3 separate regions of the Homo sapiens genome follow, and all the other regions are linked to region 3. A link is a loop called in an ENCODE intact Hi-C map of the cell type or tissue named here. Cell type or tissue: endothelial cell of umbilical vein. All regions are shown on one strand. Each heading gives the region's core, and the rest is flanking DNA. Links, peaks and the distances in the headings are about the cores only. Region 1 has its middle 39 kb from the start of DDAH1. Region 2 overlaps DDAH1 (dimethylarginine dimethylaminohydrolase 1). Region 3 overlaps DDAH1 (dimethylarginine dimethylaminohydrolase 1).

Evidence for each region. A loop is a pair of places that touch in the nucleus more often than their neighbours do. Peaks named below come from ENCODE experiments on the same cell type or tissue, not always from the same donor. Only the 100,000 strongest peaks of a DNase experiment are listed, where the experiment ranks them.
Region 1: it touches region 3 in a loop (7-fold over the local background); 5 of 110 quality-filtered maps call a loop at or near these places.
Region 2: a loop joins it to region 3, with 5 times the contacts of the local background. A loop is called at or near these places in 5 of 110 quality-filtered maps.

The regions. Positions count from the first base shown.
Region 1 is chr1:85,499,475-85,508,550 of GRCh38, forward strand. It overlaps a transcript of DDAH1 not described here. Among named protein-coding and RNA genes, the nearest start is that of DDAH1, 39 kb to the left of the region's middle. In endothelial cell of umbilical vein, for the core only: a CTCF peak has its summit at 3,512 (motif pointing left); a DNase peak (open chromatin) is centred at 3,507.
Region 2 is chr1:85,412,817-85,423,731 of GRCh38, forward strand. All of the region lies in intron 1 of DDAH1 (dimethylarginine dimethylaminohydrolase 1), which reads right to left. Among named protein-coding and RNA genes, the nearest start is that of DDAH1, 47 kb to the right of the region's middle. In endothelial cell of umbilical vein, for the core only: no CTCF peak of the experiment used is centred there; DNase peaks (open chromatin) are centred at 4,545 and 5,195; H3K27ac peaks cover 2,223 bases.
Region 3 is chr1:85,338,965-85,349,879 of GRCh38, forward strand. All of the region lies in intron 4 of DDAH1 (dimethylarginine dimethylaminohydrolase 1), which reads right to left. Among named protein-coding and RNA genes, the nearest start is that of BCL10, 68 kb to the left of the region's middle. In endothelial cell of umbilical vein, for the core only: a CTCF peak has its summit at 5,448 (motif pointing right); DNase peaks (open chromatin) are centred at 3,367 and 4,907; H3K27ac peaks cover 4,416 bases.

The DNA.
Region 1 (9,076 bases), core at 1,255-6,254, 160 kb after region 3:
CCAGCCTGGCCAATATGTTGAAACTCCATCTCTACTAAAAATACAAAAAAATTAGCTGGGTGTGGTGGCACATGCCTGTAATCCCACCTACTTGGGAGGCTGAGGCAGGAGAATTGCTTGAAGCCAGGAGGCGGAGGTTGCAGTGAGCCAAGATCGCACCACTGCACTCCAGCAACAGTGAGACTCCATCTCAAAAAAAAAAAAAGAAACTTCTTGAATTGTTACCATTTAGAGAGGAATATCAAGTATTGATTAAGCCACTTACCTAAGGTTACAGAAGTGGACCAGATCCCAGATTTCCTGATTCCCAGACTATTGCAATGTCTACCAAAAACTCAGCTTTATAATTAAGTTTTACTCATTCAATAATAGGCAAGGAAAAAAGTAATTTCTATTTACCCACATATTTACCACTTCTAGCACTAGTCATTTTTTTATGTTGATCTGAGTTTCTACCTGGTATCATTTCTTTTAGCCTGAAGAACTTCCTTTAATATTTCTTACAGTTTATGTGTACCATTGATACATTTGGTTTTTGCTTGGCAGTGTTTTTCTTCTTCCCCTTCCCCTTTCTTTCTCTCTCTTTTCTTTTCTTTTCTTTCCTTTCCTTCCTTCCTTCCCTCCTTCCTCTTTCTTTTCTTTTCTTTCTTTCTTTCTTTCTTTCTTTCTTTCTTTTCTTTCTTTCTTTCTCTTTTTTCCTTCCTTCCTTCATCTTTTCTTCCTTCCTTTCTTCCTTCCTTCCTTTCTTTTTTCCTTCCTTCCTTCTTTCCTTCCTTCCTTTTTTCCTGTCTCTCTCCCTTCTTCCCTTCCCATTTTCTCTTCTTTTCTTACTTTCATTTTTTTAAAGGATCTTTATCTTTCACTAGGTTTCTCATTCCAGGTTGACAGGTTTTATTTCTTTTAGCACCTTAAAGGTGTTATTCAATTCTCTTTTGGCTTATTTGATAAATCAGCATTATTGTTCCCCTGGGTCTTGCGCAGAATGAGTCTTTTCCTCATACTGCTATTAAAACTTTTTTCTTTGATCCTTGGCTTTCATAAACTTGGTTATAATGTACCCAGGAGTGGTTTTCTTTGTTTTTTATCCTGCATGGAGTTTATTGAGATTCTTAGTTTATGGGTTAATATTTTTCACCAAATTGGGAATTTTTTCAGCTATCACTTCTTCAAATATATTTTCTGCCCCAATTTCTCTTTCATCTTTTTCTGGAACTCCAGTTTCACAGATGTTAGGCCACCTCATACTATTCCACAAGTCAGAGAGGCTCTGTTCATTTTTTTCAGTGCTTTTTTCTCTATGTGCTTCAGCTGAGATCGTTTATATTGCCCTGTCTTCAATGTCACTATTTTTTTTTCTTCTATGGAATCTATTTTGCTGTTAAGCTCATTTAGGGATTTTTTTTTCATTTTAGGTGTTACATTTTTCAGTTCTAGAATTTCTAGCTGGTTTTCTTTTATACTTTCCATTTTTCTAGTGAGAATTTCTATTTACTGGAGTCCATATTTTCTTTAAAATTTTAAACATATTTATAAGAGTTGTTTTAAAGCCTTTGCTTGCTAATTTTAACATATCTGCTATCTCTGAGTATGTTTCTATTGACTTAAAAAAATCTGTTGTGGTCATGCCTCTTCACATATCTAGTAATTTTTGAATTGTATGCTAGACATTAAACGCTACATTATCAGGTCTGGATTTAAAGAGTGTTAAGTTTTGTTACGTTAATTTACTAGTGGAGAAGCTTAATTTTTACAAAGCTGTTTTTAAACTTTATTTGGATGAACTTAGTATAGCCTTGAGTCCAGGGCTAGAGTAGCCCTCCTCCTACCGCCTGGCCTTTCTTGGTTCTTCACTGAAAACCCCAGGGAATCACTGAGAACATCTCCACTCAGAACATCTACATCTCCAGTTTTGTGCACCTTCTGGAATCTCCACCCAGTTTACAGCCCCCCAGTAGCTATTTGCCACCAGACTTTGTAGAGTCTCACCCAGAAAGTGAGAAGCTTAGCATTTGTCCAAAGACTTTATAGTACCCATATGCAGATTTCTGGACCTGTTTCTCTGTGCAGCTTTCTCTTCATTAGCCTGACCTACAAATTCCAACCACCTCAACCACCCTGAACTGTGATCTCTGCCTCCTCAGAACAGTAAAGCAACCATTATCAACTTGGGCTCCATTTTGCTGTGCCGCCAGGAAAAAAGACAAGGTGACCAAGGGTTTCATCTCATGTGTTTCCCTTTTCCCAGGGATCAAAGTTCAACACTGGGTGAATTTCAACGTCTGAAAACAGTTGCTCCATATATTTTGTCCAGTTTTACAGCTATTTATGGCAAGAGGGCTGGTACTAGTAACTTCATCAAAGCCAGAAGCAGAAGTCCTTCACACTGGATACTTTTGCTCATCATCTCCTGTTTGAAATTCTCCCTGGTTTTTAGAACTCTAATCTTGATTTTCCTCCTAAATTTCTTATTATTCTTTCACTACCTTCTCCTCCTCTTTATCCTTTAACCATGCTTCCCATGCCTAAATTATATTCATTCTTTAAAATCCAAACTTTCTCCATAAAGCTTATCCAGTCTGCTACGCTGGAATTTATGCCAGGTATAAGTATATATGAACATACTTAACACTTTATTGGCACTGCTTCAGACAGCACTTTGCACTTTCTGCCTTTTGAACGATCATGTCACTTCCATATTGTAAACTCTTTGAAGACACGGACAATGTCTAATTTATCATTGTTTCTTCCTCAGAGCTTAACACAGTATTCCTCTATTCACCTTTAATTCTGATATGGTGCTACTGGTGGTTGCCCAACAACGAGAGGAAACGACATTTGCTGACTACACCCCACGCACTCTGCTAGATGCTTTGCACATGTTATCTTGCTTAATTCTTGAGAATGATACTGAAAAGTAAACACAACCAAATGACAACAAAGCCAGTGGCTCTGACTGAGATCACACATGCTCAACTGCTGGAATTTCAGTTCTTTGAATCTCTTCCTTTCTCCTGGGAAAATGTGACACTTTTGAGGACCTCCTTGCTGTCCCTTGCTTGTCACTGCCATCATTGCCCCCTTCTCAGATCCCTCTGGCTTCAGCCTGGTAAGAGGCTGCTTCCCATCTTAGTACCTCCCTAAGAAGTTTTTCTTGTGGCATCACCACCACTGCTGCTTCCACCTATCCCCACCGCCACCACCACTGCCATTGTTTCTGCAGTGCTGCAGCCACTGGTACAGGGCTGCTCCAGGCCAGGCAGTTTCTCACTGAAGCCTGGCCTGCATTAAAGAGTCCTCTTTTGCTGCTTCTCTTCTGGGTTCTCCAGAGATAGCCCTGCCTCTCCTGCCTCCTACCACCTCTGTCTGCAGAGCCATGGGGAAGCCCTGGAGGAGTCACACTACCAGAACACTCGGGGCCTCTGCCTGCCTTTGTCTCCTGGAGTCAGATCTGCTTCTCCTTCAGCCAGATTTTCTCACTATCCATAGCTACCAGTCAGTGGATTGATGTCCCCCTGGTGGTGGATCTCATTGAACACGGACTCAGTAAATTGTTAAGTGTTTGCTAAGAACTTTTTATGTGTATGGAATCCTATTAATTGTCAAGAAATAAGTTAAAAAAAAACCCCAACAACCAAATTAATAATTTAAAAACAAACATTTTGTTTGATAAGAGTTCCTTGCTTTAAAAAAGTTGAAATATATTAGACTATATAGATGTTCTTTATCTTTTTGTTTGTTCATTTGTTTGAAATGGAGTTTCACTCTTGTTGCCCAAGCTGGAGTGCAATGGTGTGGTCTCAGCTCACTGCAACCTCCGCCTCCTGGGTTCAAGCGATGCTCCTGCCTCAGCTTCCTGAGTTGCTGAGATTACAGGTATGCGCCACCAGGCTAATTTTTTGTATTTTTAGTAGAAACGGGTTTTCACCATGTTAGCCAGGCTGGTCTCGAACTCCTGACCTCAGGTGATCCACCCACCTCGGGCCTCCCAAAGTGCTGAGAATACAGGCATAAGCCACTGCACCCGGCTGATGTTCTTTAAAGTTCATCTATCTATCTATCTATCTATCTATCTATCTATCTATCTATCTATCTATCCATCTATCTATCCATCCATCTATCTATCTACTAAGCCCATGAAGGTACCAGGTTCTGTTCCCAGTACTTGGAATACAAGATAGACAAGATGCCTGCTATCATGGAGCTTCCAATAAACACACAAACTAACATCACCTACTGATAAGTACAATATTGGACAGTGGTAAGTGATGAGAAGAAAATAAAGCAGGAAGATGGGATAGGAAATAGTGGCAGGAAAACATGAGATAGGGAGATGAGGGAAGATCTCTAAGGTGACCTCTGGGCTAAGTGGCAGGTGATGATGGGGGAAAAGGTCAGTCTAGGGAGGGAGAACTTCAGTATTGCTGCAATGTAACGATCCAGGAGGTGAATCACAGGGGATGCGGTCAGACAGACAGACTAGCCCAGATCAGGTAGGGCTTACAAGTCCACAGTAAAGAGTTTGGATTTTATTATAAATACAGGGAAAGGATTGGAAGGTTTCAAACAGACTGGCATGCTGTGATGATATTGCTCAAAGATCGCTTTGGCTGCAGCGTAGGCTGCATTGTAGGGAAGCAAGAGCATAAGACCTCAAGACTCCAAGACCCATTAGGAGCTGTCATAACCTAAGTAAGAGATGATGGCTCTATAACTCCACGAAATAAATGTGTGTTTTATTAGATCATGCCCTCTGTTGATAGCCCACTGTACAGGATACTGGATCTACTGTATAACAAAACTAGATGGCAGGGTCATTGGCCTCAAAGACCTTTCTGTAATTCAATGGAAATGACAGGTAAAATTAAAGAGAACAAAGGGTGATAACTTATTGAGTCAATAAAAAGTTGGCAGAGATGAGCAGGCTCTCAACAATAGTCTTTGGCTGTGATAAAATCTCCTGGGTCACTCTCCTGGGTCACACTCCTGGGTCACCATAGTGCTATAGAAGAACCAAGAAAACCATCATTCAGATTTTGAATCACAGTAGCATAACCAAGCAAACTGCAAGCAAAATATGAATATGATTGTCACATATTTGCTGAGCACTTAGAATGTCTGGAACTTTCTAAGTGCTCATGCTCTAAATGAGTCATTTAGTCCCCAGAACAACACTGAGACAGTGATTATCATCCTCCTCTTCTAGATGAAAAAATCACAGCTTAGGACATGGTGACTTGCCCACTGTTACATACGCTAAAAAGCATGAGAACCCATCCTCAAACTCTGACTAGTCTGCTCCCAAACCCAAGCTTATAAGGATGATGGCAATGTTTCCCAGGGTTGCCTGATAATAAGAACTATCTGTGGCACTTGTTAAAAATACAAATACCTATCCTCATTCCCTACCCCATGCCAGACCCACTGAATCAGAATTTCCAGGGAGGGGTCTGGTAAGCTATTTCTTTTAACAATGGCCCTCAATGATTCTTTTTTTTTTTTTTTTTTTTTTTTTTTTTTTTTTTTTTTTTGAGACGGAGTTTCACTCTTGTTGCCCAGGCTGGAGTGCAATGGCGTGATCTCGGCTCACTGCAACCTCCGTTTCCTGGATTAAAGCGATTCTCCTCCCTCAGCCTCCCGAGTAGCTGAGATTATAGGCACACACCACCATGCCCGGCTGATTTTTTTTATTTTTAGTAGAGACAGAGTTGCACCATGTTGGTCAGGCTGGTCTCCTGACCTCAGGTGATCTACCTGCCTTGGCCTCCCAAAGCCAAATATTATGATAACCGTATTATCTTTTTCTTAATATCATAATTATTCTTATTATATGTCTTACACCAGAGTAGGCCACACCTAACAAAAAAGAAACACAGATAAATGGAGAATATAATACAGAGGAACAATCAAGGCAGGTGATAGCAGACACTTCTAGGAAGAAGTAAGTTTTGAGCTGAATTTTGGAAGGCCTGCTAAGAGGGAAAAAGTATTTCATTAAAGAAAGGCATGAAAAAGACACGAATAAGAGAATCAGGTGCATACAGTACTGATAGGAATTGATGTCCCGAGGAGAGAAGGTGATTTGATTCAGTGCACACCCCACTGCTCAGTTCTTACATAGGTTCAAGCAGGTTTAGAGCACTTGTGGTTTACTGAACCTGTCTATATTCTTGGCCTGATCTTGAGCAAGATTGTGCTAGAAGGGGAATCCTTGAAATAATACTCTATTATCATTATCTGAGATTAAAGGGTCAGAAAGAATCCTGATTTGAGAAATTTTTGTTTTTTAAAACTAAACTTATTTACCTGACTTCCTACAATAGACAAATGATCTCAAAAGAGAAACTTACTTGGAATATTATAATCATAGAAAATTTTCTTTAATTGATTTATAGACTTTTTTAATACATTTTAAACTGGATGCCATAGAAGCCATGTCCTAAATTCTTCTATAGCATTACCTTTAACAGCCTGCAACTTAACCAACAGATGTTCATTGAACGCTGACTTTACACCAGACACTGTGAGCAGCTCAGGGGAGACAAAGATGTATAAAATGTGGCTATTAATCATGAGGATTCAGAATCCAGTGGGAGAAGACAAACAACCAGATATGTAATTCCGTGACAAGTTCTAGAAGGAAGGTTGTAAAAATGAATGGCTGAGGTGCACTAAAGAGAGAGCCCCTCAGTCTGCCCGGGCCTGACAGGGCAACATGAATGGTCTTGCCTGCTGGGTTTTGAAGTATTCACCAGATTTCACCAGGAAAAGGATGCAGAAAGTCTTCCCACCATGGAGAGAGAAGGAAGAATGACAAAGAGGTCAGTGTGAAAGAGTGAGCATTAAGTCCCATGGGTTATCACAGAATCATACTCTGCAGTCACAATTTTTTCATTCTGCAGCAGTTTTTTTAAAAAAATAAATGACCATTAGCATTTAAAATAGGGCAGTATTAGTATACAAATCTTTATTTCTGACTTAATGGAAACAAAGATTTCACACTTGGCCCACATCCTCTCACAGCAACACTCACCTGGTCCCAAGTAATAGCTGCCCCCTTCAGACAGGGCTCCTGATCCCCAGTCCACCCTAGACCCACAACTTAAACTCTTTTATTCCCAGCCCTCTATGCGGGCATTTGAGTTTGTGACCTAGGTAGAGCTTAGGCTATGAGGCAGTAGGAGAACACCTTGAACAAGGATGTGATGTCAGTGTAGCTTGAAGCAAAAGTGTGGATGGCCTTGCTTGCTAAGCTTATTCAGACTTTACCATGTGGGTGATGAGGAAGGGAATGACTACTGATAAAGTGAAGCAAGGTAGAGAAATGGTGACAACTGATTTTTAGGAAGGTGCCTCGGATAGATGGCTTGGAGGCATTTAGACTGAAGACAGAAACATAGGAGGCCACCACAAAGGTTCAGGTAAGAGGCGATGAAGAGCAGTAGTCAGAGAGTGACCACGGGGATAGAAAGGAGTTCCAGAGGCACAAAAGAAGAGGGGGTAGAGGCATAAATTCTTTTCTAAATTGTTTAACATGAAACATCTAGAAAATTGGAAAGAACAGTAAAATAAATATCTCTACAATCTCTTCAATGTAGATGCAACAATTGTTACTATTTTGCCATATTTGCTTTATCTTTCCATACACACACAAATATATATATATGTGTGTGTGTGTATATATTTTGAAAGTTGTTGAAATCATTACACCTCACACCTAAACATTAACACCTAAATATACATCTTCTATAGGACAGACGCAGTGGCTCATGCCTGTAATCGCAGCACCTTGGAAGGCTGATAAGCAGATTGCTTCAGCCCAGGAGCTTGAGACCAGTCTAGGCAACATGGTGAAACCCTGTCTCTACAGAAAATACAAAAATTAGCCAGGTGTGCTGACATGCAGCTGTAATCCCAGCTACTTGGGAGGCTGAGGTAGAAGGACTGCTTGAGCCCAGGAGGTTGAGGCTGGAGTGAGCCATGTTTGTGCCACTGTACTCCAGCCTAGGTGAAAAAGTGAGACCCTGCATCACAATAAATAAATAAATAAATAAATAAACAAACAAACAGCATCTCCTAAAAATAAGAATTTTCTTATACATAATTGCAATGTCATTATCATTTCTAATAAAATTAATATTAGCTCCTTAATATCATATAATACCCATGTTATTTAATATATGCTCATATTCAGGTTTTCCCTAAATGTTTCTAAAAGTTTTAGCTGTTTTTATCAAGCTAAGAGTCCTTTGAAGTTCTCGTATTGGGTTGTTATGGCCTTTTAGTCTCTTTTAACCTGGGACAGCTCCCCCAGTCCTTCTCCCCACATAAAAATGACTTTTGGAGGAATAAAAAGAAAATAGTTGTTTTGTAGAATATCTCAAATTCAGATTCTTCTGCAGGATTCTTTGTAATTTGATTTTTCTTTGATTCCCTGTAACTCCTATTTATTTGAGGTTAGGCCTGCCTAAAAGCTTACTTCGATTCAGATTAAGCCCTTTTGGCAAGAATACTTAATAAATGATTTCATGAATTTCATCTGTACCCCATCAGGAGGAACATAATACAAATTTGTCCCGTATTAGTGATTCTAAGGTCAATCACTTGGTTAAAGTGGTGACTGCCAGATCTTCTCCTTTGTACTTTTTACATTTAGGAAGTGACATGTTCTGTGATGCTTTGTAACCGTGTGAATAACCGGTTCTGCAATAATCTTTTACTATTAAAGATCCTTGCCTGAATCGATTATTTCATTGGGAGTTGCAAATTAGTAAATTTCAAATATTATCACTCCTTCATTGGCATTCTTCTCTAAAGATAAATTTTCCCTCATCAAGTAGATGATATAAAATTCCTTTTAAAAAGGCAAGGTAAGATAGGCCAAGATGGCCAAATAGGAACAGCTCTGGTCTGCAGCTTCCAGTGTGATTGACGCTGAAGACGGGTGATTTCCGCATTTCCAACTGCAGTACCTGGTTCATCTCATTGGGACTGGGTTGGACAGTGGGTACAGCCCATGGAGGGCAAGCTGAAGCAGGGCGGGGTGTTGCCTCACCTGAGAAGTGCAAGGGGCTGGGAG
Region 2 (10,915 bases), core at 2,244-7,243, 73 kb after region 3:
ATGGCAAGACCTTGTCTCTACAGAAAACTAAAAAATTAGCTGGGCATGGTGGCACACACCTTTAGACCCATCTACTTGGGAGACTGAGGTGGGAGGACTGATTGAGCCTAGCAGGTCGAGGTATCAGTGAGCTGTGATGGTGCCACTGTACTCCAGCCTGGGTGACAGAGCAAGACCCTCTCTCAAAAAATAAATTTTTCTGAGGAAGGATTACTTTGTTAATATATTCTAGAAATATATAGCCAGAGAAAAACGTAAAATAAATCTATTACCATGAATACCTACACACCAGGCTGCTACATGACTATTACCATTATCAAGTTCTCACTACTTTTGATGGAATCAAGGAAATTTAGTGCACTTTAAACAACTGAACTGCATCTATGATAAGTGGAAAGTAAAGGAAATTTACTTAAAGTTTTACCATTTAAGGACACTGGATCCCAGTCCTATGAACCTGTGCCTTAGCACGTATTTTTTGCAGCTGCTGATACACTGAAGAGCCAAAGCTAAGCTTTGAAAGTTTGGATTCCTGTGTGTTGTGATAATCAGCTGGGGTTTGGAAATGCCTTCAAAAATCTAATGCTCTGGCCCTTTAACAAGGCTTCTGAAAAAACAATTTAACATCTGGAATCAAGTATTTTGTGGAAGTCCAAGACCAACAGGGCAAAGAACATTTCTTTCAGTAACAGTTAAAATGTGGCACTTCCTTCTCCTTCATCAAATAAATGGGTTTATTTAACAAAGATCCTGAGGTAGTTTATAATAAGTAAAATATGGCATAGAAGCAAGGTATAGAAAACAGGATACTCCAGATATTTATCACTGAAAGTCTTTCCTAAATATGCTGCTTTATTCTTCCAGCATCATTTTCTTTTCCAAAATTCAAATCCGAAAAACAATCGAAGTCAAGCCTTCTTCATTTAACCTTTCTAAGAGACTGCAGAGTGAGGATGAGTAAAGAAATTATAGAGTTCATCTTTCATCTTTTCCAACATACTTCAGAAGAAGACAAAAACAGTAACTGAATGTATGAATTTCTTAAGTCTTTGGGTAGCTACAGTAACTCATATCAAATGCAAAAACAGAAGTGGTTATATCTATTGAATGTTGACTAATTCTCTACAGATTTTAGATATTGTTTAAAACAACATATGAAAATGTGTTTCCTACTAAAATAATAACAGATGACATTTATTGTATGCTTAACATGTATCAGGTCAGGCACTGTACATTTAACTTTCAAAATAATTGTTATCCTTTTCTTCTTGTGATGAGTAATTAATACAGTGGTATGGTAGAACTGGCATAGAGAGAGACAAATAGAACAATAAAATAGAAGGATTAGAACCCAGAAACAGATCCACACATATATAGGGCTATAGCTCACAACAAAGAGAGCATTGTAGATCAGCAGGAAAAGGACAGACCATTCAATAATGGTGCCAGGAGAGTTAGTTCTCCATATACGGTGTGGGTAACAAGAAAAAGAAGGAAATTGGATCCCATCCTCACACAATATATAAGAATACATTCCAAATGGAAGTAAGGTCTTAAACATGAAAGGCAAAATGCTAAAGCTTTTAGAAGACAATATAAAGAAAGGATCTGACCACGTTAAAATTAAGAGCTCTGGTTCATCATCAAAAAGTACCACAGAGTAAAAAGGCAAGCCACAAACTTGGAGACAATCTTTGCAACACACACAATCAACAAAGGATGTTTCCAGAACATATAAAGAATTCCTCTGAAAAAGAGAAACAACTCAATAGAAAAATGGACAATTGATCGATAGGTACAGTGTTTCTCTTCCACTTTCTAAGAAATGGAGGAGAGAGATTCTCCTTTACCCACTAACCTACAATGCTCTCTTTGTCTGAGTTATGGCCCTGTACATATGTGTGGAGTTGTTTCTAGGTTATTCCTTCTATTTTATTGTTCTTTGAAAGTGGAGGAGAGACTCAAAGACTGCCTGGCAGATGGGATGTACTCAAACAACATTTGATGAATGAACAAAAACACAAATGGCCCATAAACATATGAAAAGATACCCAAGCTCATTGGTAATCAGGGAAAGAAAAATGAAAACCACAATGGTTTTGTTTTTTAAAAAATAGAAGGAAAATTTTAAAATCAAAATTTGGAAGGCCCCTGTGACTTTAACGAAAATCAAATATTTCAAGTGTTGCTTTTTTTTTTTTTTTTTTTTTTTTTTTGAGATGGAGTCTCGCACTGTCACCCAGGCTGGAGTGCAATGGTGCTATCTCGGCTCACTGCAACCTCCGCCTCCCAAGTTCACGTGATTCTCCTGCCTCAGCCTCCTGAGTAGCTGGGATTACAGGTGCCTGACACCACGCCCGGCTAATTTTTTGTAATTTTAGTAGAGACAGGGTTTCACTATGTTGGCCAGAATGGTCTCAAACTCCTGACCTCGTGATCCACCCACCTTGGCCTCCCAAAGTCTTGGGATTACAGGTGTGAAACCACTGCACCTGGCCAAGCGGCACTTTTACCCATTGCTTGTGAGAACATAAATGCTTGAAAGCTATTTCAGCAGTACTTACTATAGCTTAAAATCTTGTACACTTTACAAGCCAGCTCTACTTCTAGAAATCTGAGAGAATTTCTAGCACGTGTAACCTAGGAGATACATTTCAGTTTATTAATTGCAGGGTTGCTCATAGTATTAATAGCAAGAAACAATCCAAATATAAATCAGCAGAAAAAACTGAATATATTCATACATTGAAATACATCATACAGTAATGTTAAGTAAAATAAGTCACACAAAAACATAAAAAGTATGATTCTATTTATGCAAAGTTCAAAAACAGAAAAAAATGAAACACTATATTATTTGGGGGGAAATAGACAAGTAATGAAATAATGAAGAAAAACAAGGGAATAGGTTGACATAAAACTCAGACGAGTAGTTACCTCTGTGGGGAGGATTGTGATTGAGGAGAGGTTCACAGATGCCTTCTAAATTTTGATTTTTTAAATCTGTGTAATAAGTATACAGGTATTCATTTTATTTTCTTTAAACTTTTCAGTTGTTTTAAAACACTGTTCTGAATGTATACTTTTCAATAATTAAAAAATTATATGTCAGCTACATTTTAAAATGAATCAAATTCTTCCTGAATCCTACCATAGGAATTATCTACTTATATAAATTATATCATGAAAGCTTTAGAAAAGCAAATAATATTAAAGAAAGAAAAGCAAATAAAATAACCCCTTAATTTATTAATACTGATGCTCATACTTTTAGTTTTGAGTTTGCTTATGTTAGGACATATTTGCATATAATTTACTTCGAGGTATGAAAAAAGAATATAAATTTTTTGAATCTTTCACTCTAACAAAGTCTTATCACAGTCTTTGTGTGACTGTGATTTTGGTTTCCTTCTATATATAGTATTTGGTTTTTGTTTTTTTGGGTTTTTTTTTGAGACGGAGTCTCACTCCCGGGTTCAAGCGATTCTCCTGCCTCAGCCTCCTGAGTAGCTGGGACTACAGGCATCCACCATGACACCGGCTAAATTTTGTATTTTTAGTAGAGACAGGGTTTCAACATGTTGGCCAGGCTGGTATCAAACTTCTGACCTCAGGTGATCCAGCCACCTTGGCCTCCCAAAGTGTTGGGATTACAGGCATGAGCCACCATGCCCAGCCTACAAACAGTATTTGACTAGTTTGATTATCTGCAGGGAAATGTTCATAAAGTTCATAATATTCCCAAAGATAGTTATTTTAAAAACAGTTGTCTCTAGTTTCTGGAAAAGAAAGAATTTAGAATAGTGTGGTCAGACCTGGAGTGGATCAGACAACTGAACTGGTGCCTTCTTTTCTTTTTTTCTTTTTTTGAAACAGGGTCTTGCTCTGTTGCCCAGGCTGGAGTGTAGCTGCATGATCATGGCTCACTGTAACCTTTGCCTCGTGGGCTCAAGCAATCCTCTCATCTCAGTCTTCTGAGTAGCTGTGACCACAGGTGCACATCACTACATCCAGCTAATTTTTGTTTTTTTTGTAGAGACGGGGTTTCGCCATGTTGCCCAGGCTGGTCTCGAACTCCCAGGCTCAAGCAATCTGTCTGCATTGGCCTCCCAAATAGGTGGGATTACAAGCATGAGCCACTACTGCACCTGGATGAACTAGTGTTTTTTCTAACCAAGGTTCTCTCAGTGGCTTTTACCGGGTAGTGGTCCTACATATAACATCATGAAGACAACACTAGATTTTACTTTTTAGAAAACCATTTTTTGTGGATGAAACCCACCAACTGTAAAATGATCAAATTATCAGGTGAAAAAATATGATTTTAGTGAAGGGACTCTGCTGGCACCTTGAGTTGAAATCTGAGACCCCGACAGCCAAGCTGGCTGGGCTGGAAGGCTCTGTGAAGCACAGCGTGCAGCCAGGAGTTGGCGCTGGTGAAGGACAGCCACCTCCTGGCAGGGCTGGATCAGTCTACTGTGCTGGGTGAGTGGGAACAGCGGGGAGGGAAGTCAGGCCTGGCTGTGTGCAAGAGCCCCATTCACAGAGAGGCAAGTGGGTTCGATATGCTTGTGTTCTAGGCCTCATCCCTTCCATCATGCCAGTCTCCATCCCCAATATCACCACCCCCACACCCTCTAAATGTTGACAGGTCCCTTCCTGAGGGCAGGTTCTTCACCACTCTTACAGCTCAGTTGACTGAGAAGTCCAATCATATTTTCTGAGAATTTAAGCAAACAGGATCCCTTTGAAGAAAATCAAAGTTGGAATGTAAATCCTATCTCCTTATAGGGAAATCTAAAAGCCTTAAAAATATTTCTCTTTATCAATCTTAATACATATAACTCTCCTTGTAATCAGCAGCAGCTTCCTGCAAAATTATTCAATACAAAAAGAATAAAATAATCTCTGTCCTCTCTAATGCCCAAATAGTATGTATTTGCCCTATAAAAGCCATTTCTCTCATGAATTGAAGAGTGAATTTAGAAAATCAACTGCAAGATAATTGAAAAATACCCTGATTTGAAAACTAAAAATAGGCAATTCATTGTCAAGCTGAGATCCTTTAAAAGATGGTCACAAAGACTGTTTTAGAAATATAATTATTACATATATTTACATACCACATACCATTCTACTAACGATTACAAATCATAGTTGCTTTGCGGAAAGTCTGTAGGAAATGGTGGCAGAAGATAAGCTTTCAGACAGTTTGATTAGGATGGGCATAATGACCAAATCTACAGAGCTCTTTGAAAACATTAGGATAAGAGGCTGAAATAGCTGCTTCATCTTTTTGAACCTCATTTGCTATTAAGCTTGCTGCTGCTGCAGGCAGATAAGATCCAAGACCAAACACAAAAACATACATTTGATTCAGCAGGAGGCTTATCTCAGCAAGTGGACCAATCAAAAAATTGGTCCAAGAAAAGCATTTCCCTTTTTCGTCCCAACAATTCAGGGTCTCTCTACAATGTAACAAGTGAAAACATGAAAGGTTAATTTGTTTTTTGTCCCACTAAAATGAGACCAATAAAACTCGGTAAAACAAGAAATTTATGAAATTCCTTAAAAAACAAATTTCTTTTTATGTGTTTATTATACAATTTGACACATCTGGGGTTTATAATTTATAGGAACAGAAGGTAAAAGACCATGAATTTGGTCTGAAATGGGCGAACTATGATCTAAACTCTGGTGCAACATAATTTATGGACCAAATACCAGGAGAAGGCATCACATTTCATTGGTATTTAAAATTTCATTTACACTTTTCAGTTAAATGCTCGTTTGCAGAGGAAGTCAACAAAAGTTTTTATCTTTCAGCCTTTCTCTCTAGCAAGCTGGAAAATGTAGCATCTCTTCGGATGTTGGAAATGTCCTTTTCAGTGTTCAGGAATGCTGTCACTTCTCCTTTTAACACAGTACCCATATCCCTGCTTTCCCATCCATTTGAATTGGTTCCTGGTGCAACAGGAACACTATCTTGCCATGCTATGGGTCCTATCCCATAATCAATGTTAGTGGTGGATAAAGGAGTGGAGTACAGATTATAGGTCAGGACAGGAGAAGCCAGTCATATCTCTCCAACTTGGCTCCCTCTATGCCCTCTGCTCATATCGTAGTTGGGTTGATGTCTGCATTACAAGAGGGAAAGAGCCTTCCATGCCTTTGCCTATAAAAGACTGGTTCTGCCCAACTTTTCCTAGCTGGACAAATCAGTTAAGTAGGATCTGTAATCAACGTATGCTAAGTTTTACAGGAAAAACAAGTTGATGCATGACAGATGTGATTGCTTTTCCTAGGAAAAAGCCATTAAAATTGTAAAAGTGTTAAAGCCTTGAACAACTCCAGGAGATACCATTATATGAATGGTGTCTCCTGGAATTGTGCGATGAAGTGCTCCTTCAAACAGTAGCAATAAGAAAGTTTGGGTAATGTGGCCAGAAGTGTGGCTCACATCTGTAATCGCAGCACTTTGGGAGGCCGAGGTGGGCAGATCACCTGAGGTCAGGAGTTCGAGACCACCCTGACCAATATGATGAAGCCCTGTCTCTACTAAAAACACAAAAAATTAGCCAGGCATGGTGGCATGTGCCTGTAACCCCAGCTATTCGGGAGGCTGAGACAGGAGAATCACTTGAAACCGGGAGACAGAGGTTGCAGTTAGCCAAGATCACACCATTGCATTCCAGCCTGGACGACAAGAGTGAAACTCCATCTTAAAAAAAAAAAAAAAAAAAAGTCTGGGTAACATATTTTAAAAATAAACTTTCTCTTTGGGACAGTTTTAGATTTAAAGAAAAATTGTGAAACTAGTACAAAAAGTTCCTATATGGACCTGCAAATGCATTCCCCTATTATTGCCTTCTTACGTTAGTATGATGCATTTGTTACCATATATTGGTTCACCTAATGTCCTTTTCCTATATTGGGATCCCATCTAGGATCCAACATTGCATTTGAATCCTCATGCCTCCCTAGGCTTCTCTTGGCTATAACAATTTTTCAGACTTATTTTTTAAGACCTTGAGAGTTTTCAGGAGAGCTGATTTTATTTTATTTTATTTTTGTAGAATGTCCCTCAAGTTGCATTTCCTTGATTTTTTAAAAATAACAATTAGTCTGGGCTTATCATTTTTTGGAGAGAATCACAGGGGTAAAGTGCCATTTTCATCACATTTTATCAAGGTTGCAAACTATCAACCCTCTGGAGCTGTGGTCTGAGCTGCGGTTCGACCTGGGCTCCTCTGAGCTATGGCTAGATGGGGTTCGACTGGGATGCAGGGAGCAGTGTCCCGAGGCTGTGCAGGGCAGCACACTCCCTGGGTCTGTCCCAGGAAACCTAGGAGGGAAGCCTCCTAGGCCTCAGGGCCTGTGATGGGAGGGGCTGCCATGAAGGTCTCTGAAATGCCTTTGAGGACTTTTCCCCACTGTCTTGGCTACCAGCACTTGCCTTATTTTTAGTTATGCAAATTTCTCTAGCAAGTGGTTGCTCAGCAGCCACATGGCCAGGTTGCAAATTTTCCAAACTCTTACTCTCTGCTTCCCTTTTAAATATAAGTTCCAGCTTTAAGTCATTTATTTGCTCCTGCATATGAGCATAGGCTGTTAGAAGCAACCAGGGCACATCTGGAGCACTTTGCTGCTTAGAAATTTCTTCTGCCAGATAGATACCCTAGGTCATCACTCTAAAGTTCAAACTTCCATAGATCCCTAGGGCACGGACACAATGCAGCCAAGGTCTTTGCTAAGGTATAACAAAAGTGACCTTTACTCCAGTTCCCAATAAGCTCATTTCCATCTGAGACCTTGGTAGCCTGGACTTCACTGTGCATACCACTGTCAGCATTTTGGTCACAGTCATTTAACCAGTCTCTAAGAAGTTCCAAACTTTCCCTTATCTTCCTGTCTTCTTCTCAGCCTTCCACACTCTTCCAACCTCTGCCTGTTACCTAATTCCACATTTTCAAGTGTCTTTATAGCAATGTCCCACTCCTCAGTACTGATTTTCTGTGTTAGACCATTCCCACATTGCTATAAAGAAATATCTGAAACTGGGTAATTTATAAAGAAAAGAGGTTTAATTGGCTCAGGGTTCTGCAGGCTGTACAGAAAGCTCAGTAGCATCTGCTTCTAGGGAGGCCTTGGGAAGCTTCCAATCATGGCGGAAGGTGAAGCGGGAACTGGTGCTTCACAAGAGAGAAGGAGCAAAAGAGAGGGAGGGGGAGGTGCTACACATTTTTAAACAACCATATCTTGTGAGAACTCACTCACTATTGTGAGGACAGCACCAAGGAGATGGTGCTAAACCATTCATGGGAAAATTGACCCCATGATCCAATCACCTCCCATCAGGCCCCACCTCCAACACTGGGGATTATAATTCAACATGAGACTTGAATGGGGACACAGATCCAAACCATATCACAAAAGAAATAACTTTATCAATGAGAATACTGTACATTCTTTTTGTGTTGTATCTTTTGTTTTTAATCTTACAAATTCCACTCATTTCCAAAGTTACTGAGGTCAGCAGCTTTCTCCTCCACCCGCTTCAGTGAGGTTGCTTCACACATTGTAACACAGTTAGATTGGTTTTATCACATTCTACTTTCCATTCTGGGACTCCCAACCTCCTGAATGATTTTTTTTTTAAGTTTGCATACATTGAGGTTTATTCTTTGTGCTGTGAAGTTAATGGGTTTTGACAAATTACATATCTGTAATTATAGTATCATATAGAATAGTTTTGCTGCCCACAAAATCCCCTGTGCTTTACCTGTTTAACCCTCCTTCTCTCTCCCTGAGCCCCTGATCTTTTCACTATTGCTAAAGTTTTGTCTTTTCTAGATGTCATATAATTGGAATCATACAGTATGTAGCCTTTTTGGATTGGCTGCTTTCATTTAGCAATATGCATTTAAGATTCATCTGTGTCTTTTAAAGATTACTTATTTCTTATGATGAAAAATATTCCTTTATATTCATGTACCATAGTTTGTTTATCCATTCACATATAGAAGGACATCTTGGTTACTTCCAGTTTTTGGTGATTATGAATAAAGCTGCTATAAACATTCACATGCAGGTTTTTGTGTGGACATGCTTTTTCAATGCATTTGGGTAAATACTTAGGAGCATGATTGCTGGATTGTATGGTAAGATCATGTTTAGCTTTGAAAGAAACTACCAAAATGGCTGTTCTTACTAGCAATAAAAAGAGTACCTATTGTTCTGTATCCTTGCCAAGCGATTGATATTGTCAGTTTTTTAAAATTTTAGCCATTTGAATAGGTGGGTAGTGATATCTCATTTTAATTTGCAACTCCTTAACAACAAATTATGTTAAGCATCTTTTCAAATTTTTTTCCATCTGCATATCTTCTTTGGTGAAGAGTCTGTTCAGGCCTTTTTCCTACTTTTTAATTAGCCTGTTTTCTTATTGCTGTGTTTTAAGAGTTCTTCGTATATTTTGGATACAACTCCTCTATCAGATATGTGTTTTGCAAGTATTTTCTCCCATCCTGTGGCTTGTCTTTTATTAATTTAACAGTTTCTTTCATAGAGCAGAAGTTTTTAATTTTAATAAAGTGTAGATTATAAAATTTTTCTGTCATAAATCATACTTTTGGTGTTGTATATAAAAATTTATTGCCAAACCCAAGGCCACCTATATTTTATCCTGTTTTCTTCAAGAAATTTTAGTTTTGCATTTTACGTTTTGGTGTATGATCCATTTTGCATTAATACTTATGAAAGGTATAAGGTCTGTGCCTAGATTCACTTTTTTCTTATGGACATCCTATTGTTCCAGCAACAATTGTTGAAAAGATCCTTTTGCCACTGAGTGGTGCTATGGACTGAATTGAGTCCCCCTAAAATGTTGATGCCCTAACCCCAGTGTGGTGATATTTAGAAATGGGATCTTTGGGAGATAATTAAGGTTAGATGAGGTAACGAGGGTGGGGCCCTCATGACGAGATTAGTGAAGAGACTCCAAACGGCTTGCTTGTTCTCCCTGTCTATGTGCACAAAGCAAGGAAAGGCCATATGAGCGCGCAGCAAGAAGGCAGCTGTCTGAAAGCTAGGAAGAGAGAATCCAACCATGCTGCCACCCTAATCTCAAGATGTCCAGCCTCCAGACCTATGAGAAAATAAAAATTTCTGTTGTTTAAGCCACCCAATCTATGGCATTTTGTTATGGCAGGCTGAGCAGATTAGGAGAAATGGCTTTTAATCCTTGTCAAAGATAAATTGCCTATACTTGTGTGGGTCTATTTCTGGGCTCTCTATTCTGTTTCATTGATCTATGTGCCTATTTTATCACCAATATACACTGTACTGATTACCGTGACTTTATAGGAAATCTGGAGATCAGGTAGTGTGAGTCTTCCACTCATTCTTCTTCAGTATTATGTTAGCTATTCTAGGTTTCTCACCTTTCCATATATGCTTTAGAATCAGTTTGCCATTATCTACAGGAAAGCTTTTGCTAGAATTTTAATTGGGAATAAATCAAATCTATAGGTGAAGAAGAGAATAATTAACATCTTAACAATTTGAGTCTTCCAATTCATTAACAAGGAACTGGATTTCTTTCATCCAAGTTTTATGGTTTTCCACATAGATCTTGTACTTATTTTGTCAGATTTATATGTAGGCATTTTTCCTCCTTCCCTTCCTTTTCCCCCCTTGCTTCCTCCCTCCCTCCCTTCTTGCTTTTTTGGTGCTACTGTAAATGTATTGTTTTTAAATTTTAAATTCCAATTGTTCATTGCTGGTATGTAAGAAAGCAATCAACTTTTGTATATTAACATTGTGCCCTGAAATCTTGCTATACTTCCTTATTAGTTCTAGAAGTTGTGTTTTCTTTTTTGTCAGTTCTTTGGGATTTTCTTATGGAGACAATCAT
Region 3 (10,915 bases), core at 3,090-8,089:
TGAACCTGGGAGGCGGAGGTTGCCGTGAGCTAAGATCGTGCCATTGTACTCCAGCCTGGGAGACAGAGCAAGACTCCGTCTCAAAAAAAAAAAAAAAAATATATATATATATGATCTTCACACCTAACAGGTATTGTTACTGCTACTGATAATATGACTGGTAGTAGCCGAACTTTATGGAGTTCTTATCGTTTGCCAGGGTGTGGGTAAAAAAGAAATAAGTGATTAGAAAACATACAAAAACTCTAATAGATTCAGCGCTTTTCATTTAGCTCCTAATTGTTTTTCATTGTTGTTGTTTTTGGAACCCTATAACGATGAGTCACCTCTCAGTATGTGGTCACAGGTTTAAACTTGGTCCCACTTCGGGAAGAGATAAAGGGAATGGCTGTTGTAATCTATCTCCAAAGCTACCTTTAACATTTGCAAACAGATAGTGTGATGAGTAATATGGGGACCCAACAGCAGCAACAGAACCATAGCTGAGAAAATGAGATTTAGAAATATTCTTAAAGATTATTGGACAAATACAACATTTTGAAAGATGAAAACAAGGAAAAATAGTAAGTGATTAAGAGCAGGGCAATGGTAGTGGGATGGTTTTGCAGGAGGGTGGTAGAAAATTTAATGTGTTTCTTTTGCATGTCAGTATTTCTAAGGATGATCCAAATTCTAGTATTGTGTCATGTAGTGGGGAAGTTTTCCCCGGAGGCTGCAGAATAATTCATGGTCAAAATGTCACTTCTAATTTAGTGTCTATGTTTCACCCTATGCTTTATTAACCTTCAGCCAAGCAATAGGATACTTATCAACACCTACGGCATTTAATACATGTGATTTCCACAGAGAAACAGTAACCCAAAACTCAAAACCCTCCTCCTTCCAGCTCAACTGACAACGTTTCCTAATCCCTTCAAGACCGAAGGTACTGGTGTTGGCATGGCTGAGACTATCACATAGGTCATGCTGTGATGTACGATCTCAGCCCATGAGACAGAAATCATCCTTTTTTTTTAAATCTTTTGCCAAATCAATTCAGCCAATAAACAATCTAACACTGCTAGAGATGGAAGGCATGCAAATGTTTTTAAGATGATTTTTTTGGTGGGCCTTGAGAGAGAGTAACAGATGAAAATAAATGGAAAAGGGTAAAGGACAGAGACTCCAGACTTGAGTGAGCACTGATTCCACTGCTGCCAATGGAAACTGAAATGGAAGCCAACCCCGTTAGTGTCTTGCAAGCTTAGGCATCGGATGCCTACCAGAGCTGCTGTCATATCTGAGTACTGCTCTATTCCTAAAATGTGAATCTAGGTCAGTGAAATCCAGCAACATTTGCCCACCAATTTTTGATGGTCTGTTCCTTTGTGGATGAGGAATGCTGAATTCATGGTGACAGGGAGAGTTTAAACTCTTTTCCAAAAATTCTACCAAAGGCACGCCATTGTGGTAGTTATTTCTGAAGTCATTTTGTTCATCATTGTCCCCAGGGGCACAGAACAGGAGTTCTGTAATTATCTTCCAAAGTGTTGATCTGGTCCCTTTTTCTCCCTTTAAAGTCCATCAGTCACGATGTTCTGTTACTTCTCTAAGTGGGCCTCACTTTCTGCACTGCCCTTTCCACTTTCACAGCTACTTTCCTAGTCCAGATCCTCCACTCATTTATTCATAGACTGTGCTGTGCAATGGCATCAGCTAGTTTTATTACTCCTAATCCTTATCCCTGTTAAATCATTATGGGAACCGTGCCAGACAGATCTTTCTGAAAAAACACCTTCAGCTTCTACTCCTCTGCTAAAAAAAAAAATCTGTGTTGTCCCCCACAGCCCACAGATAAGGAAACCCCGATTTCATTGGCCAAGATAATTTGAAGCAGCCCCAACTTGTATCTTTCACCTCTCTCTCTGTTTCCCTGCATCCAGCCCCCATTCCAGCCATTGTCTCTTGATGGTACTACTGACACTTCCCCAGGCTGTCCTGTTTGTAATAACCACCACTCTTCTGTGCCAGCTATGCCTGACGTTCATTCAGGTGCACTCAGACTTTGAGTCCTGCTTCTGGTTGATCAATCCCTCTCCAGAACTCCTACCACCTTTCCTAGGACCCTGAACCATTTATTAGCCACTTATGTTGTGTTGCACGGTGACAGTTTTTATCTTTTAATGTTCTCTCTTGTTTCTCCAGCTAAATGGGAGCAGCCTTGAAGGCAGAGATCATGCAGAGATCATTTCTCATCCGACTCAGTATCCCTGTGCTTGGGATAGTATCTTTCATATATTAATAGTTGCTGCTCAGTAAATCTTACCACTGTGATGTCTTTTCAATTGCTGTTTTAAAAGTCTTTTTGCAGAAGAGACAGTAATAAGAGGTTTTGAAAATCTTAGCTGCTTTTCCTATCAGAGTTTTATGTATGAATTAGAAAATCATGTTTGTTAGATATCCAACTGAATAGTTATATATGTAATTAAAGCTTCTTCTAAGAAAATGGAATGAAGTTGGAATCTTTCTGTGGTTTTCCTCAAACAGGCATAAAAACATTGCTAAGCACAAACAGATATAAAGATGTTCCGGCTGGGCGAGGTGGCTCACGCCTGTAATCCCAGCACTTTGGGAGGCCGAGGCGGTGGATCACGAGGTCAGGAGATTGAGACCATCCTGGCTAACACGGTAAAACCCCGTCTCTACTAAAAATACAAAAAATCAGCCGGGGAGGTGGCGGGTGCCTGTAGTCCCAGCTACTCGGGAGGCTGAGGCAGAAGAATGGCGTGAACCCGGGAGGTGGAGCTTGCAGAGAGCCGAGATCACGCCACTGCACTCCAGCCTGGGTGACAGAGCGAGACTCTGTCTCAAAAACAAAAACAAAGAGAAAAACAAAAACAAAAAAAAACCCCAGATGTTCCATCACTTACAGGCACTGAAAGGACAATATCACATTAAGATTCTACAGTGAGCCCACTCTGAAGTGATCCTTACCACTAGTGCTTTATAATTATATGGTTGCTACTTTTTGCCAAGTAGTTGTTTGCTCCATCCTAGGTTTAAGACACAGCATTTCACCTTGACTGGCTGTTATAAAATTTCCAATGGGAAGGAACAACACTCTCGATTCCTACTGAGGCTAATTCAACTTTGTTTTTTCAAGAAGAGAACGAGTATAGGAGATAGGGGTCACATAGGGAGAGCTGGAGGCAGAGCAAGAATGACAATCCATGAAATGGATTCTAAGTTCTCTGCTTTGTCCTCATGGGCATTTTGGCCCTGTAGGCAATTATGCTTCTTTAGTAGAATCAACATATGATTATTATTTTAAAAAGTAAGGTATTCTCTAATATCAGTAATAGTGTGAAGTTTAACTTTTTTCCCCCTTTTTGGCATATATCTTCACACAGTAAGATCAGGTCCTGTTGTTAGGTTTTTCTATGAGTGTGTGTGTGTGTGTGTGTGTGTGTTGGAGGAGGAGGTATGGGAATATGAGTCAAATGCAAGCTTCCTGTTCTCAGAAAATGATAACATTAGTGATTTTGGTAACTTGGAATATTTTAATGAGGAATTTTAGCATGTCAAATGGATTAAATCATGGCATCCAAATTATTACCCAGTTAGGTATTATATTTCAAGTTTATACAATGTTTAATTCTGGGCAGGAAAAACCTAAGAAGTTTCTAGTTTTCTATGGCTTTAATTTGAATACTTTCTTTACTTTTACTGCTAATGTAATCGGGATATGTTATTTTGCACCTGTATGACAAAAACGTTGGCTTCTTCAGGTGCACATTATTCGGGATTGTAAGCTGGGCACTTTTGGAAGTTGCAGATATCCTTGAAAGCAGTGGCTCTCAACCTTGGCCTGTGCATTAGAATCACCTGCAGAGCTTTTAAAAAATGCAGATGCCTGGGTTCCATTCCAGACCCAGAATATCAGAATTTTCTGAGATAAACCCAGGGTAGTATGTTTTCAGAAAGCTACTCAGATGCCTTTAAACCACTCTCACTAGGAACCACTAATTTAAGGTCACTTATAGACTTTTTCTTTCAGAAGTTAGAGTCTTGGGTTGAAAGGCCCCTTATAAGGCTATGTGGCCAACCATCCAACAGATGATTACCCCTACAATATCCTATAGAGTCAGTTTAATACTTTTTGATGGTCTAGTATATACTGGACAGGATGAACAGCACTTTTAAATATAATTTATTCCTTTTTCCCTTTGACATTTTCTTGAAAGCCCAAAAGGAAAAAAAAGCACATTATTCCCTTTCTCCTACTTGGCCAATTTTGACTTCTTCCTGCCTTGGGACTAATGCTAAAATTCAGCATGGCTGTTTTGGTGTCATAGCTTCAAATTATTTATTGGCTTATTATGCCAAAACATTTTATTTTGGCCACCCTAGCCTTGTTGGCATACAGCTCTGGGAATATTGTCAGATGAGGCAACTGCTGCCAGGAAAAGGAGCATAAACAGTTGTTACAAATTCAGAAGCTATTTGGTTTTGTGTTTTAATTTCTTAATACACGCATGGCAGATTTAAAAAAATCATTGTTTTGTGGAGCTGGTGAATACAACAGCCAGATAGTAAGACAAAATTAAACCTACAATGGGATTGTCAGTATGCCTTTCATAGCAGAGACTCAAAGTGGAAAATCTTGTGGCTACACACTATAATTCCCTGTGACAACAATAACTAAAAATGCAAAGTCTTTATTTTTTCCATTTCAATCACCCTGTTGATATGAGCTAGTTAGTTCTCATTCTGTCTTTTGGGTTTTGCTAGTTGTCATTAAAGGAAATTCCAGGCAATAAAAAGCATATAAAATCCAAACACATTAAGGGTTTTTCCATCTTCATTTTTTATATGACCATCTATAAAATAACATGGACATTTTTGGACATAAAAGCAATGCTGCAGCTGAGTCAAAACAAGAGGAAATACAGTCTGAGTGATCTCTATTATATAGTTAGTCATTCAAAAGAAAAACAGGCTGTGTGCTATGCAATTTAAATGAGGTACAAAGCAGCTCTTGTGTTCATTCAAGGAATGTTAGAAATTCAGTTAGTTATTTCAGGAAGTAGATAAGAAACCTAAAAGACATTTCCATTGAGATGCATTGTGAGCATTTTAATTTAAAATTACAAGTCTATTGAAAAACCACATACTGTATTTAAGCTCCATTTACATGACAAAGGCACAAAAAATGGAGTGGTGATCTCATAATTCTTTTCTTACCACGTCCTTGTAGTATTTTTATTAAAAGTATTTTTAGGTAATAATTTATTGTGATACAAAAGAACAGAATTACTAATTTTAAAAAAGTCCACCAAAGAAAACTATAGCTGTATCCCATAAATATACACAAATGTAATATATGAAAAAAATGAAAACAAAAACAAAACAAGACAAAACAACAAAAAATTCCTCTCCCACGGGGTTAGGAAGGTGAGGATGCTCCTCCTGCTGCCCGGCCAGCAGATGGCACAGTCCTGTAGCCGGTCAGTGCTGCAGTCCCTCCCAGGTGGGGTCAGCAGCTTCCTCCTCTGAATAGTTTCAGGAAAGTTTTAGCTAAAGGTACCACCTCCCCTGACCTCCCTCCCTCTCTCCCTTCCCTCCCTTCATCCTTCCCTCCCTTCCCTCCCTCCCTTCATCTTTCCTTCCTTAAGAAAATTTTTTTTTCTCCAATTGACTGGAAGAGTGAATGCTACCAATGAGGTCAAGTTAAAAATCATTACTGAGAATTACTGTGAGTCCCTCCTGAGGCAGATATTACTATCTGTCCTCCTGTGACGATAGCATGTAATTAATCCAGGTTTTTGGAAAAGAAGGCAATTTCAGGGATGGATCTAGAAAAAGAACAAGGTGAGATGTGGTATAGATTTACTCTTTCTTATGTCTTTTTCCCCCTTAATTAAAAAAATTAAAAACAGGGTAGTCTGTGGAAAAGACAGTCATCATGTAGAATGGTAAAGCAGGGGGTTAGGAGTTAGGCACACTTAGTTATTGGAGAATTATTTCTGTAAGTCAATCATAGCCTACTTCCAACAATGTAACATATATATTTTTCCTAAACTTTAAAAAATTAAAGTATACAAAGTGTAATATATAAAGTATAACACACAAAGTGGCCCTCTGGACCATGACTGCCTCCCTTCATCTTAAAATAACTATTATTCTGACAGGTAACAGTAGAGAGTAGCTTTGCCTCTTGTTTAACTATGTGCATGAAAGAATAGAATATTTATTCTTTGGGGGGGTTGGCTTCTTTTGTTCAAACTTTGGAGTAACTGGAGTACTCATCTTTTTAGAGAAGGCAAACATTCCTTCTGGAAGAGTACAAACAGGTCTAATGCCTGTGTGCTAATTAATTTGTCTTACATTATTTTTTTTTTTTTTTACAGGTAGAGGGGTATGAAGGTGAGATGCAAAGTTGGGAGAAAAACTATAGGAAATGCAGGTTGCTCTAAAAACTAATTTGGCCTAAATAATAGTATTTCTAGGATCAGACTTGCTGTTAAATATCTAGCATTTGTTCAAACCAACCTAACTTCTAGTACCTTTGCCATATGGATGGTAAAATGCAGTAATAATGTCTTCCTTTCTTCTTTCCCTAGATTGGTACCCTGTATTAAATGTGTTGTGGTGGCCAGGCCTGTAATCCCAGCACTTTGGGAGGCCGAGGCAGGCAGATCACTTGAGGTCAGGAGTTCGAGACCAGCCTGGCCAACACGGTGAAACCCCATCTCTACTAAAAATTCAAAAATTAGCTGGGCGTGGTGGCGGGTGCCTATAATCCCAGTTACTCAGGAGGCTGAGGCAGGAGAATCTCTTGAAAGTGGGAGGCAGAGATTGCAGTGAGCCAAGATCAAGCCACTGCTCTCCAGCCTGGGCAACAGAGTGAGACTCCATCTTAAATGAATCAATGAATGAGTGGATGAATGAATTTATGTGTTCTGGGCTTTTTAGCTGAGAATTGCTAAACTCTTCCTAGATGGATGATTTCATTTAAATATACAATGCACACACTATTAACTCTACTATAATCTCAAATGGCAAGATGATGATCTCCATAAGAATCCACTTCATTAACCAAGAGTAGATTGCAACCCATTACAAAGTATTTCAAATGCAATAAAACTACCCAGAAACCCTTGGGGCTCTCAGCTTTACCTAAACATGTAAGAAGTAGATTCTGAAGGAACCAAGTACTCAGAGAGCAGTGACAGAGGTGAGAAGTAATCAAGCTTTCGGTGTGTAGCACAGGAAGGCACAATTCACCTCTGTTTAAGTAATATGCCCTTTAAAGAGATGCCCAAGTGACCAGGGACTTCTCTACAGAGGAAAGAACTGAGACATCAAGGTTTACAAGGGAAAAAATAAATATCTGGTACCAAACTCACACCTATCCTGAGACTGCTCAGATCCTGGATACCAGTAAAAAATGGAAAGTCAGGAGATAGGTGGAAAGACACGGAAGGAGCAGACAAGCTCGGCTAGAACCAATCTATGGCAAAATAATTAGAAAAGGTTTTCTAATTAAAAAAGAAGATTCAGTATGGAGTAGGTTGGGCAACTGGGGCCAGGGGAATCAGGGCCCAGGAAACTTGTTTCTGGAACTGTAAGATCCCACTCAAAATGATTATTTCATCAGGTCTCAGTATTTTGAACTGTAAAATGGGAAAAACAAAGCCAATACCACTTTTATCACTTATAAGTGATATATTTGTCTCTATTCATCTGTCTTCCTGCCTGTCTATAATAACATGGAGTATTTATATTTCTATGTTAGTTAGCAATTAATAATTGCCCCATTAGATCTAATTAAATGAAGGAGCTTCTGCACAGCAAAAGAAACTATCATCGGAGTGAACAGGCAACCTACAGAATGGGAGAAAATTTTTGCAATCTACTCATCTGACAAAGGGTTAATATCCAGAATCTACAAAGAACTCAAACAAACTTACAAGAAAAAAACAAACAACCCCATCAAAAAGTGGGCAAAGGATATGAACAGACACTTCTCAAAAGAAGACATTTATGCAGCCAACAGACACATGAAAAAATGCTCATCATCACTGGCCATCAGAGAAATGCAAATCAAAACCACAATGAGATACCATCTCACACCAGTTAGAATGGCAATCATTAAAAAGTCAGGAAACAACAGGTGCTGGAGAGGATGTGGAGAAATAGGAACACTTTTACACTGTTGGTGGGACTGTCAACTAGTTCAACCATTGTGGAAGACAGTGTGGCGATTCCTCAAGGATCTAGAACTAGAAATACCATTTGACCCAGCCATCCCGTTACTGAGTATATACCCAAAGGATTATAAATCATGCTGCTATAAAGACACATGCACACGTATGTTTACTGTGGCACTATTCACAATAGCAAAGACTTGGAACCAACCCAAATGTCCATCAATGATAGACTGGATTAAGAAAATGTGGCACATATACACCATGGAATACTATGCAGCCATAAAAAAGGATGAGTTCATGTCCTTTGTAGGGACATGGATGAAGCTGGAAACCATCATTCTCAACAAACTATCACAAGAGCAAAAAACCAAACACTGCATGTTCTCACTCACAGGTGGGAATTGAACAATGAGAACACTTGGACACAGGATGGGGAACATCACACACCGGGGCCTGTCGTGGGATGGGGGAGGGTGGAGGGATAGCATTGGGAGATATACCTAATGTAAATAACGAGTTAATAGGTGCAGCATACCAACATGGCACATGTATACATATATAACAAACCTGCATACTGTGCACATGTACCCTAGAACTTAAAGTATAATAAAAAAAGAAAAAATAATTGCCCCATTATTAATTTTATTGATGGTTGTAACATAGAAACCAAACTGCTCTCAAATAAATAAAGCAGCTGAGTTCATGCAAACCTGAGTTTCACCAACCCATTTCGAACCTGTGACTATTTCCTTAGGAGAGCTCATTATTCCCCAGATCAGTTTGTCCTCTTATTTTCACTACAAGGTAACATGACATTTTTGATGCTAGAAACATGGCAGGTGGGCATTCACCAAATCCACAGGCCTGTGGTTTAGGCAGTACATTTGCTGATGGAAAATGCAATCTCCAACGAATGCCTTTCTAGCTAGTGAGGATTATTTATAGGTTCTGACAAGTAGAAAAGGAACATCATTATTAACACTAACTCGAATGAACTCTACAGGGAGGAGGACTATAAAGTCTTCATAGGATGCCCTTAACAGATGTGGTCTGAGAGAATTTGACCATGGGAAGGGAAAGATGAAGAGAGAAATAGGGGTGAGTTGCCAAGCCATGCAATAGGACTTAGGGCTTGGGGTTTTTTTCCTAGGTCATCAGTGGTCCTCTTTTCTGACTGCAGGGTCTTCCTTTTCCAATGTTGGTCCAACATCTCTGAAACAATGCAGGGCTTTCTCCTCAAAGACCCAGATTGCTCCCTCACGGTGATAATCTTGTCTTCCTCACTGTTAAGTTCCTACTTCTTCAGATCTCACCTGCCCCTTCCACCTGTACCCCTGGAAACCCACTAGAAACTCTACGAGTTGAGCTGGTTTGCTCACATCTCATCAATGTACTTTGCTCAGTCTTTGCTTATGCCATGTCCCCACCTGTAATTTTCTCTCATTGAATTCTACCCTGTCAAATGCCATCCATCCTTCAAGACTCACATCTAGTCTCATTTTTCTCTACAAAGCTTTCTCTGAATATCTAGGCCTCAGGGAACGCCCCCTTTTCCTCTGAACTTTGAAGAGCAGTTAGGGCCTATATCATATAACGTAGTGCTAATTAGTCATATTTGATTACCTTTTATTTTGTTATGTGTTAGTCTCTCTAGACTATTTGAGTTACAGACCTATTGAGGTAGGGACCAAATGATTTGAGTTAGGGACCTGATCTACCCAGAATGGCAGAAGGGGCCACTTTTTCTAGTTGGTCCACCCAGAAGAAGTTCTTTCTGCTAATACACACAAATGCATGGTATAGACCAGCTTAAACCCTCTCATCTTATAATCGATCTCAGACATATGCAGACCAGCCTAGGTACCACGGATAGATACCACAGTCCCTAAGGAGAAAAATAATCTTCCTAGACCTCCTGAGTGACACCATTTATCAAATGTTTTCTTTCAAGACACCAGCTTTTTTTATATGCAAGAAGTTGACATGAACTTCCAGATGGAGCAGAACAAAAGACATTCTCTAAAGTAAACGAACAAAAGCCACCATGATACAAATCAAATTCTGAGACAGATTGTTCAGCAACAATTAATAAAAGCCTTAGAAACAGAATCAAAGATACCGTTTGGGAAGAGGTGGAAGAAAGGCCAGGTGAGCTAGCTCAAAGAGTGGCAGATAATACAGAGAGGAAATTTAGCTCAAGGAAACGATTGCTTCCCAGCCAAACCACCACACTTGGCACTGAGGTAGAAGAGAAGAGACCTGAAAGAGCCTCAGGGCCCACAGATTTGCTGTCTATGACTAAGAGGAACTTCTGGCTTTGGCCCTTTAATAAGTCATGCATGCTCGTGTGCAGGACCAGCTAAGAGGAAGGGGCTGCAGTCCTGACCCACCATTTATTATTAGCACTATGACCTGGGGTGAGTCACTTGATCTAGTTTTCTCATCTGCAAAATGGAGATAATACCACCTCTCTCATTCATTTATCCATCCCTTCATCAGACATTTATGAAGGGCCCACTGTGGGCCAAGTGCAAAGGAGCATAATGATGAGCAAAACAGACACAGTCTTTATCCTTATTGGGTGTCCAGATCATCTCACGGGGTTGAAGTTACAGAGAAGGAAAGGGAAAGCACTGCATTGTAACAACAGAAGGTCATCTTCTTTATCAATGACTTCCACTCTTGATTTAGCCGTGTGACCTGGGCAAGTCTAATTTTCTTCT